Regions from separate parts of the Homo sapiens genome. Here all the other regions are linked to region 4. The links are chromatin contacts, found by Hi-C or POLR2A ChIA-PET in ENCODE. All regions are on one chromosome and are shown on one strand. The core of a region is the stretch at or near the end of the contact, and the rest is flanking DNA. Distances in the headings are between cores, read along the strand shown.

Region 1 (4,292 bases), core at 260-2,759, 880 kb after region 4:
CGCCCCGAAGGACTCTGGCAATACAAGTGTGTAGCAAGTGCTTTTTAACATATAACCATCCTTTTATGAGACAGCTGTCAGGATATGAAGTTTTATCCCTTGTTGGGGGGTCGGGGGAGGAGGAAAGGATTCTTTCCAGAACAGGTGTGCGTATGCGTGGGAGGGAGGAGCTGAATGGGGAGGAGGAAGAGGCACAGTATGGTTAACCGGAATGTTCAAGGAGTGCTCTGGCGACTGTGGACAGAGCAATCTGTCCAGGGCACTCAAGTGTTTAAGGAAATGACAAGTTCAGAGAGGCAAGGTGATTTGGGACCAGACTGAGGACTTCTGCTCCAAGACCAGGGGAAGGAGTTGAACCTTATTCTACCGCTGAAGCTTCTGTTTTCCTTATTTTCAGATCAAGTGATGTGATAGAGGAAACGTTTTAAAAGATTTATCCGGGTGCAAAGTCCAGATGGGCTGGAGGGTGGAGAGACGGATAGGAACAACTTAGGTTACTATAAAAGTCCCTGATGAGATAAGGACCCAAACTAAGATGACATAAACATTCCTTTCAAAGAGGGTGTACCCCTTAAAAATTCATAAGCCACCTTTTATTGAAAGTGAACTCATCACTTTCAAAATCTTGTGACATCTCCATCATATATTTAACCAAGAGTTATAATCTCACAGTTTGGTCACCCCCATGACCAAAACAAATAGACCGATGTTCTTGGTCAATGGATTATTTGGCTCCTCGAGTTGAAACCCTTCATTTTCTGGGCTGGTGACAGTCAGCCGGTTCTCCACACACAAAGGGCGTTAAGTGGAACCCCCGCCCCGGCTCCGCAGCGTCCCCGCGGATCTGCCCGCCTCGGGACGGCCACTCGTCTGCGAGGCCCCGACAAAGAGCGCGGAACCTGAGCCTCTGGCGAAGATCCTATTTCGAGCCCGACGTCCTGCTACAGTCTGCAATAAGCGCTCTCCGTCCAGCCGGCGACTCCGGGGGGGGGAGACTGGGGCGCCTGGCACGGAGCCAGCCCGCGTGGGCCGAGCGCGGAGGCGCCGGCTGGAGGCCGTGGAGTCCCTGAAGGCCTCCCCTCGCTGTCCTCCGCGCCCAGGCTCCCGGCTTGGTCCGGCAGGGACCTCGCGAAGCGGCCTCACACCCGGCCCTCCCCTCGCCTCAGCCGCCTGAGGGCCCGCGCGCGGCCCCCGCGCGCCCGCCCAGGCCCAAGCCCGGCCCCCACGGGCGCCTCCGCCGCGGCCTCGCCCGGCCCCGCCGCCGGCCCCTCGCTCTGCCCGGCCCCGCTCACCCAGAAGATGAGGTTGAGAAAGACCAGCACGGTCTTGGAGGAGGTGATGCCGCACTGGCCCATGGCGCCGGTGGCCCGCGAAGGCCCGGCCCGGAGAGCGGGGCTGCGCTCACCGAGAGAGCGGCAATGGCGGCGGCGCCTCCTCGCTAGGAACTGCACGGCCTGCGCGGCGCTCCCCGCAGCCCCTGCGCCGTCGCGCAGCCCCGACCCCAGCAAGTGCCTCGCTCCTCCGCGCAGCCGCCGCAGTCCCCTCAGGGCTCCCGCGCCGCTCCCTGGCAACCGAGTCCCGCCCCACGCGGCCGGTAGCTTCAGCCAATCGCCTCTGCGGAGGCTGCAGTGAGGCCACGCCTCTTAAAGGAGCCAAGGCCTCAGCGCCTTTTCTTGGCCTCTGGCCGCCCTTGGACGCAGATGGCTCCCTAGGGAGGTTCTGGTGGACCAAACCCACTCTCCTCCTATGACTATGCCACCCTTATAGATGATTCAGAGCCCTCTGAGTGCTATCTTTCTACCTAGCCCATTCTCCCCTAGGAAGGTTGGAGACACTAATCTCTGCCTGACCAGATTCTCCTGACCAGGTTAAAATCTTGGCAGCACTGTTGGTGAGAAGTGCAAAGAAAAACAACAAATACTTATGGAGAAACTTATTGTACCAGGCGCTGGGCTAGACCTCAGAAGAGTCAGAGAGGAGAAAAGGCTGGTGATGGCGTTAGCAAGGCAGAGACATGTTTGTGTGGGTGAGTGGTTGGGAACAAGTTCTATTCCAGGGTAGTAAGTTTTGGACCAAGATTCGCAACGATTACAGAAACATCTCTTTGCATTGCAACATTTCACATTCTTCCCCCAATCTTGAATCCGTCATAGCAATTAATTATTGGGTGCTCACCCGGTGCCAGGCTCCATTAGTTCATTTAACCCCCACCACAACCCTGGATGGAAGGCACTATGGTTATCAGCCTCATTTTACTGATCGGGTAATTGAGGCTTAGAAAGGTTAAGAAGTTCGCCCAGAGCCACACATAGTAAGTGGTCTAGTGCAAAAAACACATCATCAGTCACACAATAAACTGCCTCTGTTTGCTGTCTTTCCTGCCATTATAATCCTGCACTCCCTCCTTGACCGCGCCCGTAAGGATTTCCATTTACTGGTCTTTATCAGCTCGCTCTCATGCAATCTCCCCCACTCATCACCTTTCCCAGGCACTCTCAGAAGTACCTGTTAATCTCAGCATCCTGTGCATTTACACCAAGCAGCAGCAACAGCCATTTATTCACTCATCAAACTTGCCGCGTGTCCCCTCTGGGCCTCACTGTTGTCGGTGGTGGATATTCCACTGTGAGCAAGACGTATCCTTCCTTCCATGGCTTACATTCGTTCGGGCAGAGGAGGCAGACCATAAACAAACGGGCAAGTGGGTATATGACATGAGGTAGTGTTAGGAAACAATTCAGAGGAAAGGAATAGAGTGATGAGAGGAGTCCTCTCTGAGGAGAGAACATTGGAGGGGACCCAAGGGAGGTGAGGGGAACAGCCCAAAGATGAGAGCAGCAAGGACAAAGGCCCAGAGACCGGAACATGATCACTGTGCTGTAGGAAGGGGAACACAGAGAGCCTAGTGTGCTGGAGGTGAGCGAGGCCGGATCACCAACAGCCTACTACGCCAGGCAGAAGCCTTTGAGCAGACCAGTAACACCATCTAAGTGTTTCAAGTGCCATTCTTGCCATACCATGGAGGTCCTAGTTAAAGAAAGAAAAATGATGGGCTCTCAAACATGATTCCCTTTGAACATCTATCTTCTTGACGCCTCTGCCCTCTGTAAATTTCTCTGTCTGCTTTGCTCTGAGTGCTTTTCCTCCTTTTCCAAAACATCCCCTTTGCATTTCTTCATCCTCATCGTGTCCCTTCTCATTTCCCTGTGAAGGTCTCATCAAGTCCTTCTTGTGCCTTCTCCTTGAGTGGGTCTCAGACCCCCCCCCCCCCCACATTACAATCATCTGGGCCACACAGACAAACTCCATCAGATTCTCTGGGGGCGAGCCTCAGGGAATCAGGTGTTTTTCAAAAACACACCAGGTGATTCGAATATGCTGTTGGGGCTGCAAACCACAGTTCTGAGTTTACAAGCATGGTCATGCCTCTCCTATCCTAAAAAGAAAAGCCTCTCACTTAAACACCATGTTTTACTTTTTCTTTCTTCTCTTAGCCAAAGTTCCTAAAAGAGTCATCTCATCCAGTGCTTCTCAGACTTTGCCTTGCGCACAGATCACCTGAGGATGCAGACTCCAGGTGGTGGGGGTGCAGCTGGGCCCCTCTTTGTAGCAAGGGGCTGGACTTCTGCCCTTGACTCTTTTGCTTCCCACTCACTTTTTTTTGTTGTTGAGATGTAGTCTCGCTCTGTCGCCCAGGCTGGAGTGCAGTGGTGCAATCTCCGCTCACTGCAACCTCCGCCTCCCAGGTTCAAGCGATTCTCCTGCTTCAGCCTCCTGAGTAGCTGGAATTACAGGTGTCCACCACCACACCTGGCTAATTTTTGTATTTTTAGTAGAGACGGGGTTTCACCATGTTGGTCAGGCTGGTCTTGAACTCCTGACCTCATGATCCACCTGCCTTGGCCTCTCAAAGTGTTGGGATTACAGGCGTGAGCCATCGTGCCTGGCCTCACTTTTTGACTCACTGCCATGTGGCATCACCCCCACAGTGCCACCGATATCGCTCTTGTCAATGTTACCAGTGACTTATCTGCTACCCCTTCTCTGAGGTGGCATATATCATGGTTAAGAGCACAGGCTCGGGGACCAGGTAGCCTAGCTGGGTCCTCTCTCTGTGCCTCAGTATCCCCATCATAGGGAGAAAATGATGATGACATTACTTCCCTAATTATCATGTGATTGCTGTGAGAATTAAGTGCATTCATATACATATAGCTGTCAGAAAAGTACCTGGCACACAGGTGCTTTGTAATCACCGGAGTTTACTGTTTCCGAGACCTAACCATATTTGG
Region 2 (4,101 bases), core at 855-3,354, 990 kb after region 4:
ATAAAAGTTCCTTGTTTTTACTGGCAGTTAATTCATTTTGTTTACAATATAAATAAGAAAGAAAAACTTAGGCTTCCTAAACATATGTATTTATGTGAATGATTACAAGTGAGAATATAACAATTTTTATTGATCTTGTGTTTAAGAATGCAAAATTATAAGGAGGATACATGCTTTAGAATGAGAGATCGAGGTTTGAATTCCAGCTCTGAAAAGCACTAGCTTTGTGACTCTGTTCAATTCTTAACTTCCCGGGTTTTCAGTTTCCTCATCTGAAGAATATAGCAAATTTATAAGGATTTGAGATAAATATTTATTATATACCTTGCACAGAATAGGTGATCAATAAATAGTTATTAAGGTATTCAAGAAAATGAATGCCTAGAGAACTGATTTGGGTATGCAATCTGTCTAGCTGAACTGAATATTATACTACTGGGTCTCAGTCTCAATACTCAACTTCTCCTATTTCACCCACATGCTAAATAACTATAAATTGCTTGCTTACCACCCTCCATTTTTTTCCACAACACTTGGAAGGAGGACAGAAAGAGACAGCAATAAAAAAACAAATATTCCCTTAAAATAAGTAATGCATATAGAGATAACACCTTCATAAAAAACAAAAAGAATTGCTGGAAGAGCTTTATTTCATTTACAGTGAGGGAAAGAACAGTACCACCATTTATTCATTTGATCCTGTTTCTTCCTCACACTACCATCACATTCCAAAACAACACATTATTTATTGCTATTAAGGTGTTATGGATTTGCTTTTCTATGCTAAAGTTCCTCTGCATTCACCAGAATGCAGTAGGCTACTTAAGCCAAAGATCCAGGGCTATAAACCTTGTTCAGTGCAGTAAGATCACTTTAATACTATTCTAATCTTGGAATGCAGTTATAAAGATAGATGATGGCCACAGAGTGCTACTTACAAACAGAAATGGTTCTTATGCAATCTTAAAAGATATAAAAAACTTAGCACCTGAAAATGTGTTAAAAAATTCCCATATTCTTCCAGTCTATTTTACATACCTGAGAATCTTTTTAGGAATCTGTGATGGAGAAGAATGACTCCTCTTCTTCTCTGAGTCCTGTAGTAATGCATTCTCTGCTCTACCCTTCTCCATGACTGCTGCCTGGTCTGTCCTAGCCTTGCTCTGATCCACACTGAGCTGGCCTTGAGCAGGGTCGCACCTGTACATGAAGACAATGGCTGGTTTCTCACTGGACTCTCCTTTCGCCTCTGTGAACCAGTGATGGCGCTGAACTGGAGGAGGAGGCAGCATGTGAATGACTGTGCCATCCAGGCCCACCAGTTTCCCTTTCTCTCGCTCTTTCTCTTTGTCATCCTCCTCATCTGTTTTCCGACGGCGGAAGAAGCTTTTAAATGATATCCAGCGCTTAGGTTTTGCATCAGCTGCCCGCCTGCTGCCTTCAGAGTGCAAAACTGATTCAGCTTCTGTTGACCTGGTAGGGCTGGTTGGCTTGGTCCAGTTGGTGAAATGCCTCTGCAAAAGGTTACCTGCATGGTAAGGAGAAGAAGTAGAGCGTGGCGGGGGAAAGGGAGCTGGTGGCTCACTTTGGGGGCTAGTCACTAATTTGGAGGGAGAGGGGGTGACTGGCTTTATGGATGGGTCTTTCTGTACTTTGGTGGTAGGACTGTCTGTGGTCTGAGGTGCTTCAGCCTCACCACTAGGCTGAGATGTAAAGAGAGATTTGGGCCGGACTGGCGTACTCTTAGGTGTGCTCTTAGCAACATCAGCATCTGGAGGAATGGCATAAAGCTCTTCCACACTGCAAGCTTTAGGGCCAGATTGAGGTGTTTCTGGAGGAGACTGTGGGGGTTGGATTGAAGCCACAATCTGAGAAAGCACTGTGCTTGCTTTCTCTCTGGTGCTGCTGCTGCCCACCATCTGAGACTCCTGAGTGCCTTCTATTTTGGCCACAGGCTCTTGAGTGGCTCTCTGGATCTTTGCTGGGGAGCTGTGGCTGGAACTATAGCTTCTCTGTGGTGAAGACTGACCTCTGTTGAGACAGTTGTTAAACTCTTGAACCTTCTGAGCCACTGAGCCCCTTTTATGCTCTGTGCTGTTTGAAAACCCTTTAGTTTGAAGACAGTCAGTGGTTTTGCTAGTGGTGTTATCAGGCACTTTGCTTTCTGTTTCTATTTCTTCATAAGTATGGCTTATTACACTTGTGGTTTTTTCCTTCACTGAGAGTTCTCCACTTGTTCCCAGAAAACTTTTGTAGATAGCTAGATTGTCATATGCATTTGGATTGATAACAATGGGAACTTTGATAGCATTTTTGGAACTCCGAGCATAAGTTGGCTCGTCATGAATGATAATTGGAAAAGGTGGCATACCAGCATTGTTATAACTATTAAATTTAATTTCAGACAAATTAGGTGACTTAACAGGGATGGTTTTGGAGGAAATGTTTGTAGCTGTGGGTGATGTAGGTGCTGATTTGTGACAGTTTTTCCTTGGAGGAACATTTGGTCCAGTTCCACTAGTAATTAGTTCTACTTTAGGTATCTTTTGTCGTGGACTGGTGCTAGAAGTCCATACTTCTTGGTATCGAATTGCACTGGATTTTTGGAAATGGGCACTTATTTGTCCTGGTGTCAATGAAGATGATGTAACTGGAGAGTTTGGAGTAGAGGATGAGCTTTTTGTCTTGGGGCTGTTAACAGGGCCCTCGAGGTGCTCACTGGCCATGGCTGCTGACACATCCACGACAGTATATGGCTTGCACAATGGCTGTTCCAGGTTCACAACTCGGTAAGGTTTTGCTTGCTCTTCTGTGGGGACAAGGTTTATGGTTACTGCTTGCCCAGCAACATCTGTAGAGGCTTTACTTTCTTCCTTCTCAGTTTGTACAGCAATCTTGCCATCTTTCTCTTCTAATCGGAGAGCAAGGACTGCTTTGTGGGTCTCTGGAACTTTTATTGAGCTTTTGGAAGCCTGTGATGAATCTTTATCCTGATTATTACTAGAGGGACTTTCATAATTGGGCTCAATTTCCTTCATGTCCTTAGAATCTCCTGGGTTACCAGGAGATAATCCCCCATTACAAATCTTCTGGGATAAACTACTGGCTGTCTCAGAACGTGATTCTTCTGTTAAAGAAGAATCTGGTGATGTGGAGTCAGATGACACCATGCTCTGAATGCTTCCTTGTCCATAAGAGACCACAGAATTTTCCTCATAACCATTCAGGATTTCATCATAGCTGTCATCATAGTCCACAGCACAGATTCTCTGCAGAGACTTGTTTCGCAGGGGGATGGTATTCCATTTTTTGTCCACAAAGAATCGAACAGGAGACAATGTGTTTGCTCTGAAGTTGGCAAAGCGAGGTTGCCCTCTCATGCGAATCTCCATGGCCAACAGCTCTTCATCACTCTCATCCCAACTCTCGTGCTCCTCCTCCATGTTACTGAAAAGTACATCCTCTTCACTCTCCTCGCCACTGGAAAACTCTGGGTAACAGAACCGGCCCCCTTCATTACTAATCACTTCTGTGCTCCCACTCAGAATAACATGCTTGCCCTGAGTTTCCTTTATCCCACCTATCATGCAACTTGGTGGAAGCTTTCTTTCCAATGATCGTTTATAGCAATCATTTATTCTTCCCAAGAATGTTTCTCTGGAGTTTGTTTCATTTCCTCTTATCTGAGGGGCAGTATCCAAGCCTGCTATCTCCTTTAACACTTCAGTTAGTCCATTATTGTTATCTGACATCTTCTTTGCACTATCATTATTGCCATAAGGCTTAGGAACATGGCTAATTCCTTCATCATCTTCATTATTATTGTTAAGTGGTTTCTGACTCAAGGCAGCTCTGTTTCGGTTCCACCCTATGATGACAGGTTTGTTCTCACAGTGTTCTTGGATGCTAAGCTCACCACATATACTTTGCCCATCTGCCACTATCATAGTGGGCTTCACAGCTATAGTGGGTTTTTTAGCCACAGGAGGCCGGAAATTGCCCGTGTTCCTGATGCGGTGGTTGTTACTGTGATTGGCATTAGTTTTCACATTGCCATGGGTGATGGGTGCCTTCTCAGGGTCTGGGGGAAGCTGGTGCAAA
Region 3 (4,506 bases), core at 1,643-4,142, 840 kb after region 4:
ATGCGTGTGGGCAGCTAGGGATGGGGCCTGTGTGCCTCCGAGTTAATGTGGAACTCTGCATGTATGTGTGTGCCAGAGTGTACACACACGTGTGAGCGACTGTGATGCCTGCAGAGGCTCAGGGATGCAGGATGAACGACTGTGTGCGCACGTGTGTTGGGGTGGGAACTCCCCAGCTGGAGACGAAGCTCTGGCCAAGGTCTGCAGCAAGGACCTCACGGCACACCCATGCCCTGTGATTCTCTGTGGCCTTCCATTGTGAGGGTCACTGTGAAGCAGCAGGCTCTGGGGGAGGGAGGGCAGCCTGTCACCCTCTCTCCAGAGCCAGGAGAGGTGCTGCGCCTCATCCCAGGGACACTCCGTCCTCTTGGCCTAGGGGAGCCTCCCGAGGCCGCGGCCCTCGGCTCAGAACCTCGTGTCCCCTGCAGTATGAGGCCGTCATGGACCGGGTCCAGAAGAGCAAGCTGTCGCTCTACAAGAAGGCCATGGAGGTGAGCGCCAGGGCCTGGGGCCGCGGCCTTCCCTCGAGGAGCAGCGCAGGTCTCAGGGTGCGATCCTGGGCTGTGGCCCCGGGCAGGGCATTTGGAACAGGCTGACCTCAGCCTTGGTCCTCGGACCTCGGCCTTGGGCGCACCAGCCTGCGGGGCGCTTGGGCCCGTGCTGGGCGCTATGGCCCCGTGGGGATGGTCCCGGGCCCTTCCCTTGTGGGGCTCGTGAATGAAGGGCAGATGAAGTCAGCTGGGGACTCCAGGGGTGGAGGGAGGAGGGACCCCTGAGCTTGATCCTGCGAGACGCTGGACAGGAAGGGAGAGGGGCTCCTAAGAGGGCGCGGCGTGGCGAGGGGCGTGGCGAGGGGCGTGCCCTCGCCGAAGAGCACAGCCCAGGAGGCGGGGCCCGGGGCAGGCCGCGCTGTCCTCAGTGGGGAGGGCCTGAGAGCAGGACTACCAGCAGCCCCCACGCCTTCTCTATCTCCTTCCGGACCCCCAGATCCCTGTCCCTGGTGAGGATGCCCCCACTCCACCCGCAACCCTCGCCAGGGAAAAAGGGAGGCTGGGCTAAGGGAGCCTCACTCCCGGGGACCACAGAACAGGGCTGTGCAGCCCCCAAGTCACGCCCCTCCACACCCCCAGTCCAAGAAGACATACGAGCAGAAGTGCCGGGACGCGGACGACGCGGAGCAGGCCTTCGAGCGCATTAGCGCCAACGGCCACCAGAAGCAGGTGGAGAAGGTGCGCTGGGCTGCTGGGCCGTGTGGGTCGCCCAGGGCTGGGGGCAGTGGGGGAGGCAAGGAAGGGGTGCCGTAGACACCCCCAGGCAAGATCTGCATCTGGGGATGCTGCTTAGCCCTCTCTGACCCCCAATCTCCCCATCTGTGAAATGGGTTTCCTGGAGAGAACCTCAGGCCATGGACAGGCAGGTCAGCTGGATCCCCTTTGCCACCGTCAGGCGGCACTCAGGGACCCATTCCTCGGTGCAGGCCCACTGAGGCCCACAGGGTGATGAGAGCAGACGCCAACCCTCACACAACCTTGGAGAAGGGCTCAGTAGGCCCATGTCACAGAGAGGAAACTGAGGCTCACAGTAAGTGACTTGTCTAAGGTCTCAGAGCCAGGAAGCAGCAGAAAAGGGACCCCCAACTCAGGTGGTCTAGAGCCCATGCTCCTGATGCTGTGGCCCCTAGGCCAGAGTGGGGGTATCAGAGCTCCCAGAGCCCAGGAAACACATCACTCATTGCACAGACAGGAAGGCTGAGGCCCAGAGAGGGAAGTGGCCTGAGGGTGAGCTGGGGGCAGTCAGTCAGGGGCCAGAGCCCAAGTCCCAGCCAGGGGGCTCAGCAGTAGTTGCACCTCTCCTGTGGGTTGTGGTCTCACTCTTCACAGGCATCCTCCTGGGCTCGGTTCCTGTCTTCGTTCTCTTTCCATGGAGCTAGCCTGTGGTCCTCTGTGGGCGGAGGTTGCTTGTGGATGATGGCATCTGCCCATAGTTGGCTCCTGAATGTTCCCCCCAGGGTGGCCGGGGAAGCTTGACAGTCACTTCAGGTCTGCTGGGGTGGGCCCTGGCTCCTGGGGCAGGGGCTTAGCGCTGCTTCCCCTCTGTTTCCTCAGAGTCAGAACAAAGCCAGGCAGTGCAAGGACTCGGCCACCGAGGCAGGTATGTGGGCCTGGCTGCCCCGTCCGACCAGGGCGGAGGCCTGGGCGGTACTCCCCACACACACCTCCTCACCCTGGGGACACACACACTCCCCCTGGCTGCACAATCATGGGCGCGGCGCTCTCATTCCAGATATGTGCCGTCAAAGTAAACGCTGTGTTCCCCCATTCGCCAGCCCTTCTTGGCGCTTCATGTGTTCAGTCCTCACAGCTGCCCTCCGAGGTGGCTGCTGTTACTGTTCCCTTTCTTAACAGATGAGGAAACAGAGGCACTAAAAGGTCCAGTACTTGCCCCAGGTTACAGCTGCATTTGAACCCAGGCCATCGGGCTTCAGAGCCCAGGACTTGTGCACATAGCCTTCTCTGGGCCTCTGTCCTTCACTTGATGCCCGAATCCTACCAACACTCTTGTCCCTGCTGGTGCCCCACCCACCAGACACAGCACCCACCCTCCTCCCTTCCCCTGGGAAGGCCTCTCCCTTCTGCTCTGCCTTTACTGGGACTCAGCTACTCCCTCGGCTGGGGGACAGGTGACCTCCAGAGATCTGGGCACAGAAGTTGTGACCCAAGCCTGTGGGACTCCACCCCTCCTCCAGCGCCCTCTCAGCTGCCTTCTCTGAACCTCAGTTTCCCCTCTGGAAAGTGAGGTGGGGCGCCCAGAGATGCCCAGAGGCCAATACTCTGGACTTGCATATATGAGGCTCCACTCCAGCCCTCAGGCAGCTCAGAGCACAGTTGGGGAGCAGCAGCAGCACCAGCGTGGGTGGCCCTGACGGGCATTCAGATGAGGCCCCGCCATCTGCTAGGGCAGGTCCCATGGGGGAGGCGGGGCTCCCAGTGGGAGGAGGCATCCAGGATGGGACCTGCTGGAGTACAGGGGTGGAGGAGCTCGTGTCAGGGCCCTCCCTGAGGCTGCCTGCGCTTTCAGAGCGGGTATACAGGCAGAGCATTGCGCAGCTGGAGAAGGTCCGGGCTGAGTGGGAGCAGGAGCACCGGACCACCTGTGAGGTGAGTGGCCCACGTGGAGCCTCGTTTTCCCCAGCTGGGAAGTGTGAGACGCCCATCCCTACTCCAGCTGCTTAAAGGGGCCCAAGTGAGGCAGTTGGGGAAGGTACCTGTTACTCACTCGTTTATTCAGCCTCCTGCTCACAGGCCTGTGCTGGGCCCTGGCCCTGTTGCTTGTCGCCTGGCCTTGAGTCCTGGGCCCCTTCGTTGCAGGCAGGCATTCTTCCACCCTCTTTGTTGAAGCCAAAACTGGGACTTGGACTAAACCCACAGCCTCTCTGGGTGCTGCCGATGGACAGGGCCTGGGGAACAGGGCTCAGGACTCCCGTCCGAGGTCCCTCTCACTACCCTTCTGCCTCGGTGTGGTGCAGCCTGAAGGGAGGCTGGGGCAGGGACCCCCTGGGCATCTCCACCTCCCTCCCTGCAGCCTCAGGGCTGGCCCGGAGTCGGGATGGGGACCCCAGGGCACTCTCTCCTTTGGACTGGGCTTCCAGCAGAGAGGGCTGGCCTGGTCAGCTCCGGCTGAGCTGTGAATGGGGCCCAGCCTGGCCGGGCCCTGCAGCCGCCTCCTCACTGCTCACCTCCCTCCCACTGCCCCCAGGCCTTTCAGCTGCAAGAGTTTGACCGGCTGACCATTCTCCGCAACGCCCTGTGGGTGCACAGCAACCAGCTCTCCATGCAGTGTGTCAAGGATGATGAGGTGGGGGCTGAGGGCCTTGGTGTGGGGTAAGGTAGGGCAGCCTCTAGGCAGCAAAGCACCCAGGTCCATCTGAGCCGGTCAACAAGCACCTGGTCCTCTGTGATCCAAGCCTGGCCCCAGGGGTCTCAGGCCTCAGCAGCTCAGCCTTTGCCCCCAGAACCCCAAGACAGGAGCTCAGTACCACACAGGGCCATGGCTTCTCTGCCTGGAAGATGATGACTCTGTGGTTCCCCTGACTTCCTCCTTATGCCTCAGAGCCACAGAGCACCTGCCCCCTCTGCCGGGGATGGGAGGGGAGGTGGACACAGCTGTCAGAGGTTGGCAGAAGCTGGAGGACCGTGGCTGCTCTGCTCTAGGCCTGGTGCTTGCAGGAGCCGAGGCGCAGTCCTTCCTCTGCTCCCCACATCTCCAGGGTGTCCTGGTTCCCCTTACTGAGCCCAACCTGCTGGGTGGGTCCTCCCCAGCAGAGAGGGCCCCCAGCCAGGGTCCCTGAGCTCTGTGGATGGATGCAGCCCAGCACACGGCTCTCCCGGGCAGCCCTGGCCCCCTTGCCTGCTGTGTTTCCTGCCTGACGCTCCTGTCCGGGGCTGTGGGGGTTGATTTTCTTGTTGTTTTTGCCCAAGTGACTCGAGCCCCCTGCTGCCTCCTCGC
Region 4 (4,542 bases), core at 1,440-3,939:
AAGGAAAGAGGTTTAATTGAGTCACAGTTCTGCATAGCTGGGGAGGCCTCAGGAAACTCACAATCATGGCAGAAGGGGAAGCAAACACGTCCTTCTTCACATGGCAGCAGCAAGGAGAAGTGTCAAGCAAAAGGGGGAAAAGCCCCTTATAAAGCCATCAGATTGAGGCAGGCAGATCATGAGGTCAGGAGTTCGAGACCAGCCTGGCCAACACGGTGAAACCCTGTCTCTACTAAAAATACAAAAATTAGCTGGGCGTGGTGGCACATGCCTGTAGTCCCAGCTACTTGGGAGGCTGAGGCAGGAGAATCACTTGAACCCACGAGACAGAGGTTTCAGTGAGCCGAGATGATGCCATTTACTCCAGCCCGGGTGACGGAGCAAGACTCTGTCTGAAAAACAAACGAACAAACAAAAACTAAACCATCAGATCTTGTGAGAATTCACTCACTATCATGAGAAAGCATGGGAGTAACCACCCCCAAGATTCAATCACCTCCCACTGGGTCCCTCCCACGACAAATGGGGATTATGGGAACTACAATTCGAGATGAGATTTGGGTGGGGACACAGCCAAACCATATCAAGCATGATCACAAATATTTATCTGATTTCCTTCCCCAAACCCCAATGGAATGATAGTAAAGAACAAAATCATAAATGCATAAGAATTAAGAAACTATCTCTTGGACAAGTACAGTGGCTCACACCTGTAATCCTAGCACTTTGGGAGGCTGAGGAAGGTGGAGGATTGCTTGAGTCCAGAAGTTTGAGACCAGTCTGGGCAACATGGCAAGACCCTACAAAATATATCTTGTCCCTACAAAATATAAGAATAAAAAAATTAGCCGGGCATGTGCCTGTCGTCCCAGTTACTCAGGAGGCTGAGGTGGGAGGATCACTTGAACCCATGAGTACAAGGCTGCAGTGAGCTATGATCATGCCACTGCACTTTAGTGTGGCAGACAGAGTAAAACCTTGTCTCAGAAAAGAAAGAAAGAAAAAGACAGAGAAAGAGAAAGGAGAGAGGGAGGAAGGGAAGGAGGGAAGTAAGGAAGGGAGGAAGGGAGGAAGGAAGGGTAGGTCTCTGTCCATCGTGACAATCTTGTCTCAAAAAAAGAAAGAGGGAGCAGAGAAAGAAGGAGGGGAGGGAGGGAGGAAGGAAGGAAGGAAGGAAAGAAGGAGGGAAGGAAGGAAGGCCTCTTTAAGTCTTGTCCATCAGGACAAAGAGGAAAGAGGTTTTAGTGAATTGCGGGGAAATGAAGACTAGACAAGAAAGTGGCAACTGATTGAACAGAGTGGGGCATGTGTCACTAAAGTGCTCACAGAGGAGGACAGTGAGGGAAATGGGGTACTTTTCCCCTCGGAACCCCTGAGAGTCTGGGAGGAAGGGGGTGTAGTGTGAAGCTGACACTGGGTGGGGGTGGCTAAAGGTCTGCATGCATAATATTTGAGATCCCAAGACACCCTCCCAAATCCTGCATGGCCAGGAGACTGAGCTCCCCCACCCTGCAAGAGTCAAGGGGTTTGTCCTTGGGAGAAAATGAACCAGGGGGCTCTGCATGTGGGCACTGGGTTAGGCAGGGACCTGGGGAAAGGTGGAGGGCTGAAAATGAGGATTAAATGAAAATCTTTCCCCCTAAAAGTGGGACCCTCTGCCCTATTCCCCTGCCCTACTCCCAGCACAGAGGCAACCAAAATTATAGCCTCAGGCAGGAAGCTGAAAACCTGCAGTCCCAGAGACCGAACCTATAGACACTGACATTGGGAGGCTGTCCAGTGCCAGGTTGCTGCCTGGCCACCCTGTTGTTGGTGAATGCTTTTAGTTGTATGTGTTTTACGTTCATAAAAGTAAAATCAACAAAATATTAAAATAAATACACAATAATATCAGAAGGTGATAAGTTCAATGCAGAGAATTCAGATAGGCTGATGCAACTGAGTGCCTGGGGGGCTGCCCTAGGTGGTGGGTCAGGGAAGGCCCCTCTGAGGGGGGCCACCGTGTGATCTGGGACAGAGGAAGCAGCTGAGAACGCGGCCCTGAGACCAGCGCATGCTTGGTATCTTTACAGAACCAGAAGAAGGATTGCGTCTTGGGGTCAGGTCACGGGAGAGAGGATGAGACAAGTTGGTCAGGTGGGCAGGGCCAGATGGTGCACGTGCTTTGTAAGCCAAAGCTAAGGAGCTCGGGCTGTCTCCCAGGTGGGGTGGCGAACCATCGAGGTTTATGGACAGGAGTGTCATGATCTGACCTGGGTGTGGGAGAGTCCCCCTGAGTCCTGTTGGAGTGATGGCAGAGGGACACAGAAGCCACGGCTGTAGGGGCCAGAGCTGGCAGTGGAGGTGGAGGGAGGCGGGACAGCTGCTGGACTTGGGGGATGGATGGGATGTTGGGGTGGGGGAAAGGGAGGAAGCAAGGAAGGTGATTGCATTTTTGGCTCCAGCTAAAATGAGATAAAAACACTTGAGGAACAGGTTTGGAGAGACAGTGAGGAGTCCTGCTTTGACCAGATTGATTTTGCAACTCCTGTGAAAGTGATACTGTCGTGGAGGCATTGGCGATGAGAGTCTGACACCCCAGTTTGAGGGGTCAGGGCTGGCGAGGTGCATTTGCGCGGCATTGGTAAGTAGGTGACCTCTTAGGCAGGGCGCCCGGGCGTGGTATTTCTCTGTCCGCCCTCCCGACTCGCTCCGTTTAGAAGCGGTGCGAGGCGTGCGGGGAACACTAGGTGGCGGTGAAGGCTCTCCTTCCCGCGAGCCCGCGGCCGGGACCTGCAGTGTCAGACCTAAACTCCTCGTTGGCCCAGATGTCCCATGAAGGCCTTGGCGCGTGAACAGCCATCTCACCCACAAACCCAAGAGGTATCTGGAAGCCTTTCCAAGAAGCTTTCCCCAACAGAAAGTAAAACAAAATTAAAATGTGTGCAGCTTTTACAAGGCCAGGTTGCTGCCTGGCCACCCTATTGTTCATGAATGCTTTCAGCTGTGAGTGTGCTTTACCTTCGTAAAAGTAAAATCAACAAAACATTAAATACACAATAATATCAGAAGGTGATAAGTGCAATGCAGGAAATTCAAATAGGCTGCCACGCCATCTGGGAGAAAGCCCTTAAGAGGAAGCAACCCAAGTCCTCAAAGAGGTGAAAACCCCATTTTACAGAAAAGGAAACTTAGGCTGGAGAGGTGACGGGACTTGCTCAAGGCCACAGGGCCAGGAAGCCACACGGCTTGGACTGAATCGGTCTGGTCCTGGGTGCCTCCTCGTGGAGAAAACGAGCCAGTGTTCAGACCAGCGGGCAGTGACGCCAGGATGGGGTCCCCCAGGCTGGGACGGGGGCCCTGGGTGTCCTGAGGTTTCCTGTTCTGAAAGAGGCTTTCATGTTGTCGAGCACCCCTTGGGGTCACACATCTGGGCGAAGAGCTAGAACTGAATTTGCACCCAGGGCTCCTGACTCCCCGTCCAGTGGCCTTTCCACAAAGGAAACACGTTGTGTTTCCTCTCCCGGGCATCCGTGAGATGGGGGCCAGACTGCAAGGCACCTGAGACGCAGGATCGCACAGGTTGGAAAAGGCTCCGCAACCGTAAGAAGCTCTTGCGAACCGCGATGCTGGGAGATTCCTAAGGAATCATCCAGCTGCGGGAGGCTCAGCCCAGTCCTCCCCACCCCGCCCCCATGCAGGAGCAAAGCGCCCAGAGGTCAGGCTGGAGGCCCCCGCCGGCCCCTCGCCGCTGATTCAGCCTTGCCCGTCTCCCTCCGCAGTTTGAGATCCGGCAGCTGCGCGCGCACCTGGCGCAGCAGGACCTGGACCTGGCTGCCGAGCGCGAAGCGGCGCTCCAGGCCCCGCACGTGCTCAGCCAGCCGCGCAGCCGCTTCAAAGTGTTGGAGGCCGGCACGTGGGACGAGGAGACGGCGGCCGAGAGCGTCGTGGAGGAGCTGCAGCCCTCGCAAGGTAAGCCCGGGTCTCCACCCGGCCCCAGAGTGTCACGGCCGGGGATCCCCCTCGCCTCCCTCTCGCGCCCCGGGACTGTGCGCAGAGTGGATGGGGTTCCTTTCAGGTGTGTGCCCCTCCTTCACTCGTGATTGGGGGACACGCTCAGATCAGTAGCCTCGGTACTGCCTGTCAGAGCCCAGGAGAGAGCATGTAGTCCAGCCACCGACCCAAACTAGAAATGACTCGTCCCCATTTCATGCCTGTGGCCACTGGCGTGCGTTGTGTGTGGTGTCTTCCCTGTCCTCGCGGTAGCCGGAGGAGGAGGTGTGACTTTTCTGTTGTATGGCTGAAGAAACCGAGACCCAGGAAAGCCGTCCAAAGGCGCATCGCTAATAAGTGGCAGAGCCAGGCTTCCAGACAGAGGTCTGGGGCTTCCTACTGGACTACCACCTACTGGGGCCCAAACAAGTCCAGGCCCGGGGCCACAGTAGCCCAGAGCTTGAGCCTTGCAGACGGTGAGAATTCACGAGACGGTGATGTTGGTGGAGATGGGAACACGAGCGATAGCCCAGGGTAGGGTCCTGTATGGAAGGGAGTTATTTCGAGATT

What was found. Hi-C counts contacts between places; a loop is a spot of excess contacts on that map. ChIA-PET counts read pairs that join two places held with the same protein, here RNA polymerase II (POLR2A). Pooled maps may share reads with other maps.
Region 1: a map of gastrocnemius medialis shows a loop between it and region 4 (3-fold over the local background). The contact joins the promoter of TSPAN3 here to the enhancer-like site in region 4. A Hi-C loop is called at or near these places in 2 of 168 maps with a recorded cell type or tissue (aorta and gastrocnemius medialis), 1 of 37 single-sample maps with no recorded cell type and 4 of 50 pooled maps. POLR2A ChIA-PET finds 5 or more read pairs at or near these places in 1 of 52 experiments (A673).
Region 2: a loop to region 4 is called in a pooled map, with 2.8 times the contacts of the local background. The contact joins two enhancer-like sites. A Hi-C loop is called at or near these places in 1 of 37 single-sample maps with no recorded cell type and 2 of 50 pooled maps. POLR2A ChIA-PET finds 5 or more read pairs at or near these places in 1 of 52 experiments (PC-9).
Region 3: a loop to region 4 is called in a pooled map, with 8 times the contacts of the local background. The contact joins two enhancer-like sites. A Hi-C loop is called at or near these places in 1 of 168 maps with a recorded cell type or tissue (endothelial cell of umbilical vein), 5 of 37 single-sample maps with no recorded cell type and 8 of 50 pooled maps. POLR2A ChIA-PET finds 5 or more read pairs at or near these places in 2 of 52 experiments (activated CD8-positive, alpha-beta memory T cell and activated T-cell).

What each region holds. Positions count from the first base shown.
Region 1 is chr15:77,069,600-77,073,891 of GRCh38, forward strand. It overlaps TSPAN3 (tetraspanin 3), which reads right to left and starts at 1,510. Exons shown (of 7, transcript NM_005724.6): 1 at 1,293-1,510. The coding sequence starts at 1,355. RefSeq lists a silencer at 977-1,676 and an enhancer at 1,817-1,876.
Region 2 is chr15:77,177,752-77,181,852 of GRCh38, forward strand. It overlaps PEAK1 (pseudopodium enriched atypical kinase 1), which reads right to left. Exons shown (of 10, transcript NM_001385026.1): 7 at 1,039-4,101. Among named protein-coding and RNA genes, the nearest start is that of LINC00597, 46 kb to the right of the region's middle. RefSeq lists enhancers at 2,104-2,243, 4,085-4,101. Within about 2 kb of position 2,105, at least 4 of the 41 ENCODE cell types and tissues checked have a DNase peak (open chromatin) inside an H3K27ac peak, as active enhancers do.
Region 3 is chr15:77,027,424-77,031,929 of GRCh38, forward strand. PSTPIP1 (proline-serine-threonine phosphatase interacting protein 1) reads left to right here. Exons shown (of 15, transcript NM_003978.5): 6 at 429-491; 7 at 1,131-1,229; 8 at 2,106-2,151; 9 at 3,079-3,158; 10 at 3,757-3,855. Among named protein-coding and RNA genes, the nearest start is that of PSTPIP1, 35 kb to the left of the region's middle. Within about 2 kb of position 2,893, at least 2 of the 41 ENCODE cell types and tissues checked have a DNase peak (open chromatin) inside an H3K27ac peak, as active enhancers do.
Region 4 is chr15:76,188,207-76,192,748 of GRCh38, forward strand. It overlaps TMEM266 (transmembrane protein 266), which reads left to right. Exons shown (of 11, transcript NM_152335.5): 9 at 3,762-3,951. Among named protein-coding and RNA genes, the nearest start is that of ETFA, 120 kb to the right of the region's middle. RefSeq lists a silencer at 1,891-2,044 and an enhancer at 2,826-2,895. Within about 2 kb of position 2,690, at least 5 of the 41 ENCODE cell types and tissues checked have a DNase peak (open chromatin) inside an H3K27ac peak, as active enhancers do; they include gastrocnemius medialis, where a contact is called at or near this core.